Regions from separate parts of the Homo sapiens genome. Here regions 1 and 3 are each linked to region 2. A link is a loop called in an ENCODE intact Hi-C map of the cell type or tissue named here. Cell type or tissue: PC-3. All regions are shown on one strand.

The links. Hi-C counts contacts between places; a loop is a spot of excess contacts. Peaks named below come from ENCODE experiments on the same cell type or tissue, not always from the same donor. Only the 100,000 strongest peaks of a DNase experiment are listed, where the experiment ranks them.
Region 1: it touches region 2 in a loop (8-fold over the local background); 44 of 110 quality-filtered maps call a loop at or near these places.
Region 3: it touches region 2 in a loop (16-fold over the local background); 56 of 110 quality-filtered maps call a loop at or near these places.

What each region holds. Positions count from the first base shown.
Region 1 is chr20:21,569,989-21,574,988 of GRCh38, forward strand. LINC01727 (long intergenic non-protein coding RNA 1727) reads left to right here and starts at 36. Exons shown (of 4, transcript NR_109880.1): 1 at 36-260. RefSeq lists an enhancer at 4,264-4,764. In PC-3, a CTCF peak has its summit at 2,285 (motif pointing left); no DNase peak of the experiment used is centred here; H3K27me3 peaks cover 3,249 bases.
Region 2 is chr20:21,232,990-21,237,989 of GRCh38, forward strand. The region is part of intron 11 of KIZ (kizuna centrosomal protein); the gene reads left to right. Among named protein-coding and RNA genes, the nearest start is that of KIZ-AS1, 17 kb to the left of the region's middle. RefSeq lists an enhancer at 1,163-3,605. In PC-3, CTCF peaks have their summits at 2,902 (motif pointing right) and 3,101; DNase peaks (open chromatin) are centred at 2,792 and 3,222; H3K4me3 peaks cover 548 bases; H3K27ac peaks cover 774 bases.
Region 3 is chr20:20,862,529-20,867,528 of GRCh38, forward strand. No RefSeq gene overlaps it. Among named protein-coding and RNA genes, the nearest start is that of LINC03083, 110 kb to the right of the region's middle. In PC-3, CTCF peaks have their summits at 1,996 and 2,205; a DNase peak (open chromatin) is centred at 2,023; H3K27me3 peaks cover 2,062 bases.

The sequences.
Region 1 (5,000 bases), 340 kb after region 2:
CATCTGGGCCAAGTTCAGGGCTGGTGCTCTCGTTCAGATAGATTTAGCTGGTGGTGCAGAGATCCGTGAGCTTGCTTTTACAGGACTTTAATGATATATAAAAGCAGCACGAGGTGCTCCTGACTGTGGATTAATTTGGAGATGACTTTCTCTGTTGAAGAGTAGCAAGACTCTCGCGAGTTCTTAAAAATGCACTTGTTTGGTATGAGAATGAAAAGCAGTGGCTGAAGAACCAATCTTCAATGGGCAAGCCTTCTCTGGTAAGTTAAACAAATTCAGGCTGGGATTTAGAGGAATTCGTGCTTGTGTAAGGATTAGGGCATGCCAAAGTGAAAACTCCAGTATGCAAAAGTATTACTGAGAGGTGATTTAGAAATACAGATACTTGCGTTTATTTGACAGATCTGGAGCAGTTACTGTCTGCTGCAAAGGTTGCCACTACGGATGCAAGAGGAAAGGGCCCTCATGATTTCTGTTTGATTGTGGCCACCAAGACTAAATGGCGGAATGTAGGAATTACAAAAGCATGGAGGAAGGGAGGGAATTTTTGCAACTCATGAATAACCTTGTAAATGGAAAAGCCTGCTTTACCCCTGAAAAAGGAATAAAAGACTTGAGTTTACATGAGAAGTGTTAAAAAAAATTTCCCGTATACCCTTGCCTTCTGGTTAATTCCATTTTAAAATTGTAATTTAAAGCTAAATTAAAAGTAAGCCAATGTTGTGGAGGCGTGGAGTGGAATACAAGTACCTGGGCCCCACTTCCCAAGATCTGGATTTAGCTGGTCTGAGATAGATCCTAAACTCTGAATTTCTAACAAGCTCCCAGGTATGCTGATGCTGCTGTTCTGCACGTCATACCTGGGGTGGCACTGAGTGAGAGGTTGTTAGTTTTCCATTTTTGAAGGTATTGAGCAGAGAATGGTTCTCAAATTTGGCTGCATTAGAGTCAACTGGGGAGCTTTAAAAAAGCCCTAGTATCCTGACTGCATCCCAGATCAACAACAGCAGAAAGTCCCATAAAAGCAAGCTCATGGATCTCTGCACCACCAGCTACATCCATCTGAACAAGAGCACCAGCACTGAACTTGGCCCAGATGCTCACAAGATAATGAAGGCTGTGGGGTTCAGGCATCTGTATTTTTAATAGCTTCCCACATAGTTCAATGTGTAGCCGAGGTGAAGAACTGCTGCTCTAGGAGGAAATTATTTGAGGCAACGGCAACCAAAGGTCTTAGTCATCATGAGGTGTCAGAATCACTTTGGAGACCACGAATATTTTGTAACGCTTCCTGTCCTATCTTGAAATGAAATTCACAGATTGTATAATCTACTTACATGCATCATTACAAAAAGTTCTTTCTGTAATATAAAGGAGAAACAAAAGAGAAGTTGAAAAAGGTAACTTTTGGTAAACACACACACACACACACACACACACACACACACACATATTCGATAGGTAAATGCTTGGGCACAAGCTCTCTAGAAGACGTAATAAAGTATCCAGGTGTTTGTCTTGTAAGAATGTGATCCCGACAACCCCAGAGCCAGGCCAAGCCTGGAGCACAGGACCAGTGACTCAGACACTACCGGCTTGGCGTCATGGTGCCGTGGTTTTCCATACTGGTGAAAAACGCTCAGTAAATTTCTAGGCACAACAACACACGTTGACTGACTCTGGGTTCCTGCATATTCCGCTCATACTAAACCAGGCGATAATGCTCTATGATTACGTGTCAGAGAGTTAGGGCCTAGGGTAGGTAATTAGCAACTGGTTGTTCACCGACATGCATTTCAGGCTGAATTTTGAGCATTTCAGAAATTCTAGCTTCCCTCTTCCTCCCCCAAATGCGAAGATGTCTCCACTATAATTGAGCAATCACAAACGGCCCCTTCCAATGTCTCAGGGCTCCCCGTTGAACACCCATGTGGAATAAGGAGTGAAGGTGAGCTCACTGAAATGCACTCGATGCCAGTTCCACCTTCCACACCGGAGCAGCGTCCCGCAGACCAGGGCTGGTGGGCGAAACTGGTGGGCAAAATGGGGTGGGCTGGATAAAGGACTCCCACCCCAAATGGCTGCAGGGGCCTATTTGAGGGAGTGGAGAGAGAAGGGTTGCGGGCTTCCAGCCAAGCTTTACCCTCACTGAAAGTTCAGGTTCAGGGCCCAGTCCCCCAGCGTGAAAAAGGGACCCTTATAAAGAGGTAAAGGGGCTTCCTTCAAATCCCCTGCACCCGCGCCCCCTCCCTCAAAGATAATCCTGGGAAATATTTAGCGATCTCCAGTGCCCTCTAGTGGCAGATACTTGTCATGCCAGGCACCAAAAGATGGTTAATAATTTTTATTGTTTAAAAACATCACACAAGCCCATGCAGGTTCATACAGTAACAATCTCAAGCTTTCCTGCATTTCCTTTTATCATCCCGATCTTACTACACCCCTAGAGAACATTTACATTCCTTTCCTATGCATTTACAAATGATATATATGTATATTATATATTCGTTTCTATATGTTACACAGAGATGTAGACATGTAGAAATATACATTACATGTGCACATATGAAGTGTATGACTTATAAATAAGCATAAAATATATTTTGTATGGCATATATGTGTATATATTTTATATTTACAAATGTAAAAATATTTTAAAACTTTATATAAATATATAAAAATATAATACATTTAATTCTATGCTTTATACAATATGTTTATATAAAGTTTATGCTTATATTGATAATATATTTTTATGTACTATATAAAGTCTGAAAATATATTGTATAAGGTTTATTTTTATTTTTATTTATTTATTTTTGAGACAGGGTCTTGCTCTGTTGCCCAGGCTGGAGTGCAATGGCACAGTTCACTGCAGCCCCGAACTCCTGGGCTCAAGGGATCCCCCCACCTGAGCCTCCGAAGTAGCTAGGACTACAGGTGCAAGTTGCCATGCCTGGCTAATTTTTTGTAGAGACAGGATCTCCCTGCGATGCTCAGGCTAGTCTTGAACTACTGGGTTCAAGCAATCCTCCTGTCTTGGCCTCCCAAAGTGCTTGAATTACAGGTGTGAGCCACACACCCGGCCTGAGGTTTTTAAACACAAAGTGATCTGACTGTTTTACCGCTGCATGCTGTTGTGCAGTGTGGAAATAATCTGATTTGTTTGATTTTTCTCCCCTACAGATGGACATTTAGATGCCTTTCATTTTTCTTCCATTGCAAGAATACTTTGTACATATATGTGAGTTTTTCTATAAGAAACACTTCCAGCTTTTCATTTAAGTCAGAGACTCAAATCTGAAATGCAAAAGCTTGTAAAACTGTGAAGTGTTAAAAATCATCCCGCCAAAGGAGTGAGGTGAAGGGAAGTTTTATAAAATTGGAATGGAAGGAAAAGGCTGGACAGGAGTGGGATGGCGTGGCTGAGAGGGAGATAGGAGGCTGGGTATGGATGAGGAGTGGGAAGTGTGGGATGGCGTGGCTGAGAGGGAGATAGGAGGCTGGATATGGATGAGGAGTGGGAAGTGTGGGATGGCGTGGCTGAGAGGGAGATAGGAGGCTGGGTATGGGTGAGGAGTGGGAATTGGGAACACCGTTTTCACCTAAAGCTGTATTCAGGGCCTGGGGTTTTTGTTTTTGTATTTATTTAGAAAATAGATAAAACTTCTATCTGGTTCAAAATTCGACAACAACAGAAAGGTGTTAGATCTCATCTTCCTTATTCTTCTGTCTTCCAGCCGCTCCGTTCTCCCCAGCAGAGCCAACTAAAGTAATCAGCGTCTTCTGTATCCTTCCACAGATAGTACATGCATAAGCAAAAAGAAAAAAAAAAGTTTCTTTCTCTTTCTCATTTTCCCTTCAAAAACCACCAATAATTGTACCTGACATACATAGCCTGCCCCTTTTCTTCATTAAATAATGGGAGATTATGTCATTAGGAAGAAACAGATTTCTTCATTCTCTCTGCCTGGCATTCCATTATGTGGATGAGGTGTTATTTATTTAAGCAGTCCGCACCTGAAGGACATCTTGGTTGGTTCCAATCTTTGCTATGACAACAGTGCCACAATGAGTAGCCTTGTACAACTGTCATTATGTGCATGTGTGGGGACACATGTAGGATACAGTCCTGGTAGTGGAATTCCTGTCTCAGAGGGTTTTTTAAAAAGAACTGCAAGTTGCCGTCTGTGGAAGCCTTGCCAGTTTGTACCCTTGTGTGTTCTGCTTCACCTCTACCAGCACCGGAGTCACTGAGCGTTATGTTATTTGCCAACTGGATAAGTGAAAAATGGTATCTCAGGGCACGTTATGGGACATGTTAAAGTATAAGTGCAGCCAAATATCTTTTCAAACACTGATGAGGGGCCCTGGAGTTTTAGTGCCTTTCTTTAGAGGAATTTTAGGTGCTGGTCTTACTGACTCGGAGCCTCTTCCTCAATCTGCATCGCCTTAGCTGACCCCAGTGCACTTTAGGGCATTACGTGGATTTGGGGTTTTCTCATCCTGCTCTCCTTCCTTTGGGAGTGGCCTCCAAGGCAGCTGTCTTCCCATTCCCCTTGCTTCCCTCCTATCTCCGTCTCAGCCACGCCATCCCACTCCTGTCCACAAGCCGGGTGCATGAGCCATTCCAGAGGGACTTTACCTTGCTGGAATAAGCGTGGTAAGGGGCCTGGGTGTTGTGGTCCTCCCTCCTTGGGCTCTGGTGCTCTGGTTCCCAGACTGTGACCCACGATCCTCTCGCGTCCAATGTGCGTGACCTCTCCGTCCGATAGCACAAGCAATTCTCAAACAGCCACTTGAGCTGGACGCCCCCGGACATGCCCTGCACTTTTCCAGCTTTACATCCTGGCCTGTGTTGCCCCCTCCATGTGTGATGCCCTCCTTGAGTCCGGCATGGGTGCACGGCTGCCCGCTCCAGCAGGTCAACCCTCGGGCCCATGAACTTCCCCTACACAAGCTCTTGTGGCACCAACTGTCTTCCTAGGTGGTGGCCACAC
Region 2 (5,000 bases):
TTTGAAAATATTTGCACCAGAGCCAAGTATTGTTTTGCAGCTGTTGTTTCCTTGGTTTAAGACTCAATTGACACCTCAGTGAACCACAAATTAGCGTCTACAGCTGCTCGCAGTAGGACTGCTTAGAGACCACACAATGGAGGTTGTCAGAAAAAGGGCAGAGAGAAAACATCAGGCCTTAAAAGAAATAAAGTGGCATGTTTCTTCTTTTTGTGATGGCTAATATATAAACTAGTAATTGCTGGATATTCATTTTTATTTTCCTCTTTTTTTTTAACCAAGTGTTTAGGCTAGGTTATTCTTTCCTTTTCTAATACTTTCTTGCTTATTTTCCATAAAGAACAAAATTTATCTTTTCACATTTGTCAAACTGTAGCACTCGCTTCTTGTAGGTTTTTTGAGCTGTGATAAGAGAGTTGTGTGCTGAATTTGTCATTAACATAAAATACTAATCACAGTAGCTTCAGGTCACTTAGAATTTATAGATGGGAATATAAGCCATCACCTGATGAAATACCCTACTCTTTTGCTTTGAGCTAAATATTGTTTAAAATGGCATAGCAACTTTCCTTTTGGAACAGCATTGCTCAGTAAAAAGGTGTCCTTCAGATGATTATATTACATTTGAATTAACTGCTTGTCTCTGATGAAATTTTAGAACAGGAACTTTACATTTCTAGTATAACATATAATGTTCCATAAGAGAAAATGATTTGAACCAGAAATGCTGAATTTTTTAAATGAAAAAAATCCTATTTTTATTCATATTTTATAAACAATACAATGTTTTTAGAACCTGGAGTATATTAAAATGAGATTGAATTTCTAAAATTATAAGTTTTAGAAACTTGACAAGTTAAGTTTTAGAGAAATAACTCATTTAATTTTCAGAAGTTATTATTTTTAATGCCTGAGTTTTCGTCCATATTTTTGAAGGAAGTGGGAGGTAAATGGGACAGGAAGAGTGTTAAAGTATTATGTTATTATGATTGTATTATAAATTCAAGTTCTAGGTCTCCTAAAAGAAAGTTTAAAAGACAGTAAATTCTACAGATAATTTTCAGGGCCGAATGTTACCATTTGGCTTAATAATATATAGAGGCACTAAAAAACTCACTTCTTCCTAAACAGTCTTTACGTAGGTTCTTTGGGAAATTTTTAAAGACATTGAGAAAGCAATTGGATTTTGTAAAACATTTCTCAGTCTAATAATTTCACATCTTGTCTATATTTTACTAAACTAAAATCAAGCATTTTCCTCCTTCAAATTGAGACAGAGGTATTTTGTTATTAGTATCGTTTCCGTATGAAATTAATTTCCTAATAAATTACAAGTAATCTCATCATCCCCTTTAAGAAAACAAAAAAAAAAACCACACAAAAAGGCCTTGAAGGAACTCTTGGTTCTAGGCACTTGATAATAATCCAGTGATGAAAAGGTCTGGGTCCAGAGTGCGTGGGTTTGGCGTGCTGTTTGTCACGGTTTGGTTCTTGTGCTGGGCTTGGTGTTGTTCATATGCCACCCTGGGCTTTGGAGAGCTCCAGTTTTGCTGTTTGTGCTGGATTCACTGAAATTTCTTAGAGGCTTACATTTAAGGATCCCACTTACTGCAGTCACTCCTTGTGCTTTATTGCTTTTACAAGTGGTCTCGAAACCCGGTACTTGAGAATAAACATAACAGTGCAGTGCTGCTGTAGCACTTTTAAAATTCTTCTTTGCTCTATTTTGTCAGTGAGCTGATGAGCAACCTCAAAAAAAGAAAAAAAAAAAACCCACTGGACCTAAAAAAAAAAAAAAAAAAAAATGGCTTCCTCTGATGTCCTAGAGACAATAATTATGATGTGCTAGTTAAGCCCAAACTACAGCTGAGGGATTTTACTTTAAAGCAGCGGCTTGGGCGCAAAAATGCATTTATAGCTCTTTGTCTGCACCTCATTATGTGTGGGCCTGATTCATTAAGTAATTGGTTTGCAGTTGTTTACATGAGTATTAAGGCCTTCTTTTCAGCCGCCTTTGAGAGATACATTGTGCAAATGTTGCCTGTGATGAATGCAGAATGAGGGCCAGAGGGTCCGTCCTATTGGCTAAACAGTGCACTCCTGTTGAAAAGCCAGAGAAAGGGATTGGGTGCTGCTTTGCATAGCAATGACTTTCTTAATAAGCGTTACAGATTAATACACACAAGCTATAAAAGATGCAAAGAGATACTCTTAGCACATTTATACATGCTCATTTCATTGTGATGGTGGTGGGGTTCGGGTGCTTTCATATTCCGTTTTTCAGAGCAGCAGCTTCAGTGCATGAGCCGTAATAGAATCCGATGTTTATTGTATTATAAATCACGGGCAAGTAGGCAGATTGGCAACAGTTTATTATTAAAGATTCTTTCAGTGTAAATCTTTTTCTACCATTGTATTTGCTTCAGCAAAATCATTTTGTGGTTGAGTGGGGATGAAAAGCATAATGTACGAAGGAGTGAGTCCTAATAGGAAGCCGTTCTCCAAGTAAAGACCACTTGTTCCCTTTTGTTCAGGGGTGCATGCCAGAGCTTCCTCTCCTCTGCAAACATTGTCTCGCTTTACCTTCCCCAGCAAGCGGTTTTCACTCTCCCGGATCCATTTGTTCAATGGAGAGTATATTTTAAAAGCCTGCCCTTAGCTTACTGGTTCCTGCCTTGTAACTTCAGCTTACTGGTTGGACCAGATAATGTTTTACCAAAAGGAAAGGGTGTGTGCTTGCAACATAATTGCCTGGGGGAAAGGTAGCAGAAGTCACCCCGCCACTGTACCCTGGCAGGGCCACCGTGGGTGGCATTCTGTGCCAGCCTTGCAGCCACCAGAGCGGCCAGTGGAGGGCGCCAGCCTGCAGCTGATGCTCTGATGGCGGTGGCATTTTCTGTCTTTGCCTGGTCACTGTGCCATTTTCCCCAGGATAACATAAAGATTATAAGGAACCAATAGTCCAGTGAAATAAAAATGAGTTTTTCCTGAAAGTCCTTTAGGTTCTTATATAAAAGCACTCTTCTCTGTCTTGGGTTTGGCACATCTCCATTCTTAAATTCCACTGAATTAGCAGCTTCCTAAATATGTCACGTTTCTTATCACAAGCCTACATACGTTGTTTTTTCTGCACAAAGCAAATAAGAACAATCGCTTGATTATTTGAAGAGAAAAAGTTAAGTTGACCTCAGGCAGCTGAAAGTGGCATCTTCTGTAGGAACCCCGATTAACCATCAGGGGGCGCTCAGACTTTGTTAAATTACTGGTAGGCCTTTAAAACCTAAAATTAGTGTTTACAGAGATTTGTTGGCATAGTCATTGGGATTTTTTTCTTTCTGGATTATTTTTTGCCTTCTGTTTTTCAGAAACATATGTCTGTTTTGAGGAACGTTCAAGCTGAAATTGCTCCTTTAGAAATTGTAATACTGATTTCCACTAGCAGTCAAAAATTATTACAAATTTTAGAATTTGGAGTCTAAAGACTATGTCTTATAATAAATTAGCTATTTTCAGCCTTCTAATAAGACTCCAGAACTGGAAGGATACTTCCTGCTGCCGGGAGCCATTCCTCCTTATCCTGGACATCATAGACAGTGCTCCTGGCAGGACCCTCTGAGTCTCATTGCCACACTCAATTGGTGAGGCCTCAGAGTCACAATAACTTGGGTATATTTGTTAATGGGCCATGGCTATTTTTTCTTTTTTTAAAAAAATGATATGACAGGCCAGGCGCAGTGGCTCATGCCTGTAATCCCAGCACTTTGGGAGGCCGAGGCAGGCAGATCACTTGAGGTCAGGAGTTCAAGACCAGCCTGGCCAACATGGTGAATATCCCTATCTTTACTAAAAATACAAAAAAAATTAGCCAGGTGTGGTGGTGTGCACCTGTAATCCCAGCTACTTGGGAGGATGAGGCAGGAGAATCGCATAAACCTGGGAGGCAGAACTTGCAGTGAGCTGAAATTGCACCAATGCACTCATCTGGGCAATGGAGCAAGACTCTGTTTAAAAAAAAAAAAAAAAAAATGATGGCTGGGTGCGGTGGCTCACACCTGTAATCCCAGTACTTTGGGAGGCCAAGGTGGGTGGACCGCCTGCAGTCAGGAGTTCGAGACCAGCATGGCCAACATGGCAAAACCCTATCTCTATTAAAAGTACAAAAATTAGCTAGACATGGTGGCAGGCGCCTATAATCCCAGCCACTCGGGAGGCTGAGGCAGGAGAATCGTTTGAACCCAGGAGGCAGAGGTTGCAGTGCATCGAGATCGTGCCACTACACTCCAGCCTGGGTGACAGAACAAAACTCCGTCTCAAAAAAAAAAAAAAAAAAAAATAGATATTGACCATGAAATCGAGTCAATGTGTTACTAACATTAGGTTTTCCCTCTGTTCTTTCCTCCAAATTCCACCCCCTGCTCCCGCCCTGGGCCAGGAATGAGTATCTGACACCCACCTCTGCTGCCACACACCTCTCAGGAGACCCTTGTTGCCTGCACCTCTGTCAAGCACGGGTAGTCTGCACACTGCACACCCTTCCCAGCCAGCTCCCCTTGTCCCCCTGCTGAAGAACAGTTAACAACCAGACCGCATGTCATGCCCGCGTATGACCCACTATTTCATGTCCCTGGATTTTATTGGAATGCTCTTGCCCCACTCTTTTACCTGGTTAAGGCCTTCTAGATTTTTCAAGGCTTAACCTTCTGAACGTTTCCTAAGCGGAGACCTGGCTGCACAGCATGCCCTTCCTGTGGTCCCCCTAGCTATTTCTGTTATCATCTGTAGTCAGGGCTAGAAGCCATTTCCCAGTACCCTCCCTCCCGCAGTGGGGCAGGCTTCGTTTCATTTATTTATTTATTTAGAGACAGGGTCTCGCTCTGTCACCCAGGCTGGAGTACAGTGACACGATCTCCGCTCACTGCAACCTTTGCCTCCCAGGCTCAAGCAACCCTCCCACCTCAGCCTCCCAAGTAGCTGAGACCACAGGCACATGCCACCATGCC
Region 3 (5,000 bases), 370 kb before region 2:
CCTTCCCAAAGTTTCTTCCCATCTCCTCTATTATAATAATTATTAGTGTGTGTGGTAAGAACACTTTAAAAGATTTGACATAGACTATTAGTTCCTCCTCAGAAAGGAGTTGATGGGATTTCAGAGGTGGCGTGGCTTGGAGTTGCTCTTCTCTTGATGTCCCCTGAGGGCCTGCACTGATCTTGGTCCTCCTGCCAGTGCTCCCAGCCCCTTATGGACAACTGGCTTTCTGCACCGTTTGAAATGCTAGGCATGGCTGTCCCACACGGTGCTTGCTTTCTCGTGCCTTCTAACCTGGGCACTGAGCTTTCATCTGTGTTCACTGGCTGGCTCCGTAGCATTTCCTGCCACACCTCCATGGAGGTATGGGCATTTTGCATTCCATAAAGGGGAAAAGAGCTTCTTCCTGATCAGAGTTTAAGCTTAAAATGGTTTTCTTCCTCCTGAAACCACAACGTTTCCTAACAACATTAAAATTCCCCTCTGCTCAGCCCCCTACTGGACCAGCTCTGGGCTGGAGTGAGGAAGGCATCCCTGTTGGTGATTTCATGCCCACTGTTGTATAGGCCAGCACTTCCCCAAAGCTGGCCTAAGTACTAGCGTCCGGTTACCCTAGCACTGGAGAGCTTTGGGGGATCTGCCTCTGCCCATTCTGACCTATCCCGTCTAGGAGGAGCCTGACATTTTCATGTAAGGAGCTCCCAGGGCATCCCACACACCAGGAGGCTCAGGAAGCCACAGGTGAATGCTATGCCTGTGTCCCCTAGGGAGGTAAGTCAGTGGCCTGCAGAGCTCTGGGAAATCTTTCTGCCTGGAGAGTAGACAGGCCCACCAGTGAGGATTCCCGTGGAGTATTTAGCCAGCTTGGTTCTAGTTAGATGTAGAAGACATGGAAACAAAATGTGGTGTTGGAACAAAGCCTTTAACTGTGGGCCCCAGGAGTCCCTCTGAGATGTTTGGCCACTTTTCTGCTGAAATTGTGTTTTTATTGGTGGAGGATGCATTTTTAAAGTATAGAGGCGTAGCAAGATAAAGAATAGAAATGCCCCCGTCTGTGGAAGCAGAGAGAGGGCGGGAAGAAGCCATTTTGTCACTCACACAGCAGGTAAATGCCACCCCAAGCCTTACCCTGGCAAACTCCTGACTCCACCTGTGACTTTATTGTCTGAGACACGAGCCTCTACTCTGCTGTGGCTATTGAAAGTTAATTAAACTTAAAGAAAATGACAAATTCCATTTCTCAGTCCCACTAGCCACATTTAAGGGCTCAGAGCCACATGTTACTAGTGGCTACCGCATTGGACAGCACAGATAAAGGCCATCTCCATCCGTGTAGGAAGTGCTCCTGCAGGGCGCTGGCCTAGAGTTACCCCTGGTGGGAGATATGGGGCCCATCAAGCCAGGTAACCATCACTGGGGTGAATTTTTTCTCTGGTGTTGCTGGAGCTTATTGAATAGAGTGTCAGGATAGAATCGCTCGCTGGCTTAAGCTGAATTCCATAGACCTCCATAAAGAAACAGAAAACCTCTTCAGAGGAGAAAGCATAGTTGGAATAGCTCAGTGCTGGCTTAAGCTGTTCTGAGATTTTTCAGTTGTTCACTTCATAACTCTCTGAAACTCCAGCCAATACTTATTATATGGTCAGAGAAATGTGCAGACTCTTCGAATCTTTATTTTGTCCTTTTTCCTCTGGAACAGTGGTTGGAGGTCTCAGGTATTGGTATCTGCTTCAATGTCTGGAAAGCTTCTTGAAAGATGCCTGCTCTTCAACAGAGGAAGACGCAATGTTTACCTTCTTCCTACCATCTTCTGATGACTGGGGGAAGAAGACGACTTGAGACTGGCCTCCAGAATTAGGGTGTTTTTATGGGGAGAGAGTTGGAAGCTTGGGGTAGGGAAAAAGGAATAAGGAAATCCAAATGAGGTTGCTCTAGGGTTGCTATTAAATCCTCTATCAAAAAAAGGCCTGGGTACTGAGGTGAGTTTTGCATTATTTCCTGAAGGTGGAGATGTTGGACTTGGATGGATTCTGTGGCTCATGCACAGGAGAGGCCCAGCCTTTGGTAAGTTCAATTTCTGAGGAAAGATAGCAGGATCCTGTGTTGCTGGCTGGATTGTGAGACAGCATGGGTAGCACTTAAAAAAAAATCATTCAAATTCTTAGAAAGAAAAAGCTGGACTCCAAAGTGACCACATGGGCATTGCTCTGAGGAGAGGAGATATGGAGAAACTACTTGGCAAAATATATTTTATAAAGGTTTTGCACCTCCTGACATGTTGCATTAGAAAGCCATGAGTGATTTACGGCCAGAACTTCCTTTGGCTTCAGTTGAAATGACCTAGCTCTCCCAACTTGCCTCATGGACTCTGGTTTAGCCTGCCAATTAATCAACACCTGTTCAGTGGTAGTCACAACATGCCTGTGTCTACAAGACAGAACCAATGTTCCTTAGCTCAGCCTGTTTCTCAATCTGTAGTTTCTAATATCCTGAATTCCATTTTCTTTTTTGAGTCAGGGTCTCACTCTGTCACCCTGGCGGGAGTGCAGTGGTGTGATCATAGCTCATTGCAGTCTCCAACTCCTGGGATCAAGGGATCCTCCCACTTCAGCATCCCAAGGAGCTGGGACTATAGGCACATGCCACCACACTCGGCTAATTTTTTTTTTTTTTTTTTTTGAGATGGAGTTTCGCTCTGTTGCCCAGGCTGGAGTGCAGTGGCGGGATCTCTGCTCACTGTAAGCTCTGCCCCCTCCCGGGTTCATGCCATTCTGCCTCAGCCTCCCGGGAAGCTGGGACCACAGGCAGCTGCCACCATGCCTGGCTAATTTTTTTGTATTTTTTTTTAGTAGAGACGGGGTTTCACTGTGTTCGCCAGGATGGTCTCAGTCTCCTGACCTCGTGATCCGCCTGCCTCGGCCTCCCAAAGTGCTGGCATTACAGGTGTGAGCCACTGCGCCCGGCCCACACTCGGCTAATTTTTTAAGTTTTTGTAGAGACAGGGTTTCACTATGACGCCCAGGCTGGTCTTGAACTCCTGGGATCAAGCAATTCTTGAGTGCTGGGATTATAGGCACGAGCCACCATGCCTGCCCTGAATTCCAATTTCTACTAGAACTAAAGAAAGCTAGTCTCTGCTCCTTCTCCTTTTCCCACTGTGTCCTCTGGCTCCTAATTCAAGAACATGGTGTCTAGCATATGAGTATTTGTTAAATGAGGGAGTGAATTAGAAAATTACACTTAAAGTAGGATGTCCTAGGTTAAAGGCAACAGAATTTAGTGAGAGTGTGTGGCGGTCAAAAAGTTAGGAGTTCTTCCTAATAATGCCTTACATTTGGATAGCACTGTCTTCGCAAAGCTCTTTCACACCTATAATTTCATATGACTTACTGTTAAACCTTAGATAACATTAATAGCCTTTATGTGCCTTCATTTTTCACCCATGGCAAAGAAAAGATACCCAGTGGAAATACTGTTATCTTTTCATCAAGATGTTGTAAGAGTTATAATTGAGTAATTCCCTAGAATATCATTAGAAGTCAATCTGAATATAAAAGGGAATGCCATCACTTTTTGAAGTTTTTAAAGCCTATTTGTTATGGCCTAAGTGGGAAAAGCTGCCCAATAAATTAGTACAGTTTAAATAGGAATGTCAAGTTACCTCTGACTGGAGCTTGGTAGAATGTGAGAAATCTGGGCTTGGGCATCTTGCTGAGATGATCCTGGAAGGCAGGCCATGTAATGGACTTGCTTGTTTCACAATCAACCATTTTCCATCCCTCCAGGCCTCCCTCCAAGTGTTTTCCCAGGTGGGCGGCCTGCCAGGCTGTGTGCATGACAGTCTGACCCCTCAGGTTGTTTATAAGGTTCTTCAGGGCAGAGGTTCCTTGAGGACCAGTGGTCAAGGACTTGGGTTCCAGCCCCAGCTCTACCGCTCACCAGCTGTGTGCCTCTCCGAATCGAAGCGTCTTTATGTCTAAAATGGAAGCCACTACACTTCCCTCCCAGAGGAGGCATAAGAGACCTATGCCTGTGTAACGTGACCGGTGCCTGGCATGTAATACATTCTCAATAAATGGTGACTATGATTATCTTCTTGTGGAATTTTCTTTCTCACTTATTGTCAGTGCCTAGAGAATTGATAGGAACTTGGAAGGTAATAAGTAATGCTTACCAATTTGAGAGGCTGAATCCTTACATGGTGTTAATGATCTTGGTTATTTTCTCATTGATCTTTGATCCATTTCTACGTGTGGGCCAGGACATGCGGTATTTACTGTTAAAAGTAAGGTGGTAGAAGTTCAGTACACAATGAAAATGTGCAGTTTTCTTTACTAGGTTTGGAATATTCTTGGTAAAATAAATACTAAGATTTGTTCTATTAAAACAAATCTGGCTAACATCACAAAGCCAAAACAAAGCCAACCAGAGGTCTGGTGCAATGTTTCAGGCCTGTAATCCCAACACTTCAGGAAGCTGATGCGGGAGGATTACTTGAGCCCAGGAGTTCCAGACCAGCCTGGGCAACATAGTAAGACCTCCATCTCTACAAACAAACAAACAGACAGACAGACAAACAAAAAATACAAAAATTAGCCAGACATGGTGGCATATGCCTGAAGTCCAGCTACTTGGGAGGCTGAGGTGGAGGATCACTTGAGCCCAGGAGGTTGAGGCTGCAGTGAGCCAAGACTGAGCCCCTGCACTCCAGCCTGGGCAACAGAACAAGACCCTGTCTCAAAAACAAAACAAAACAAAAGGCAACCAGGATGGAATGTTGATTTAAACCTCAATTTCATTGACCTGTTTTAATCAAATAAGCCTACTTTAATTGACGGGAAAAACCAATAGTAATGTCCTGAATGCTTCATCTCAGCACATACAGACAATTTTTAAAATGCAACTCTCACTCTCGAGAGCTGGAAGGGAAACCTTTCTCTTGCAGCATTGTAGGGCTAATGCCTTGCCTCTTGGGGAGGACACTAGGATCCAAAGATAGG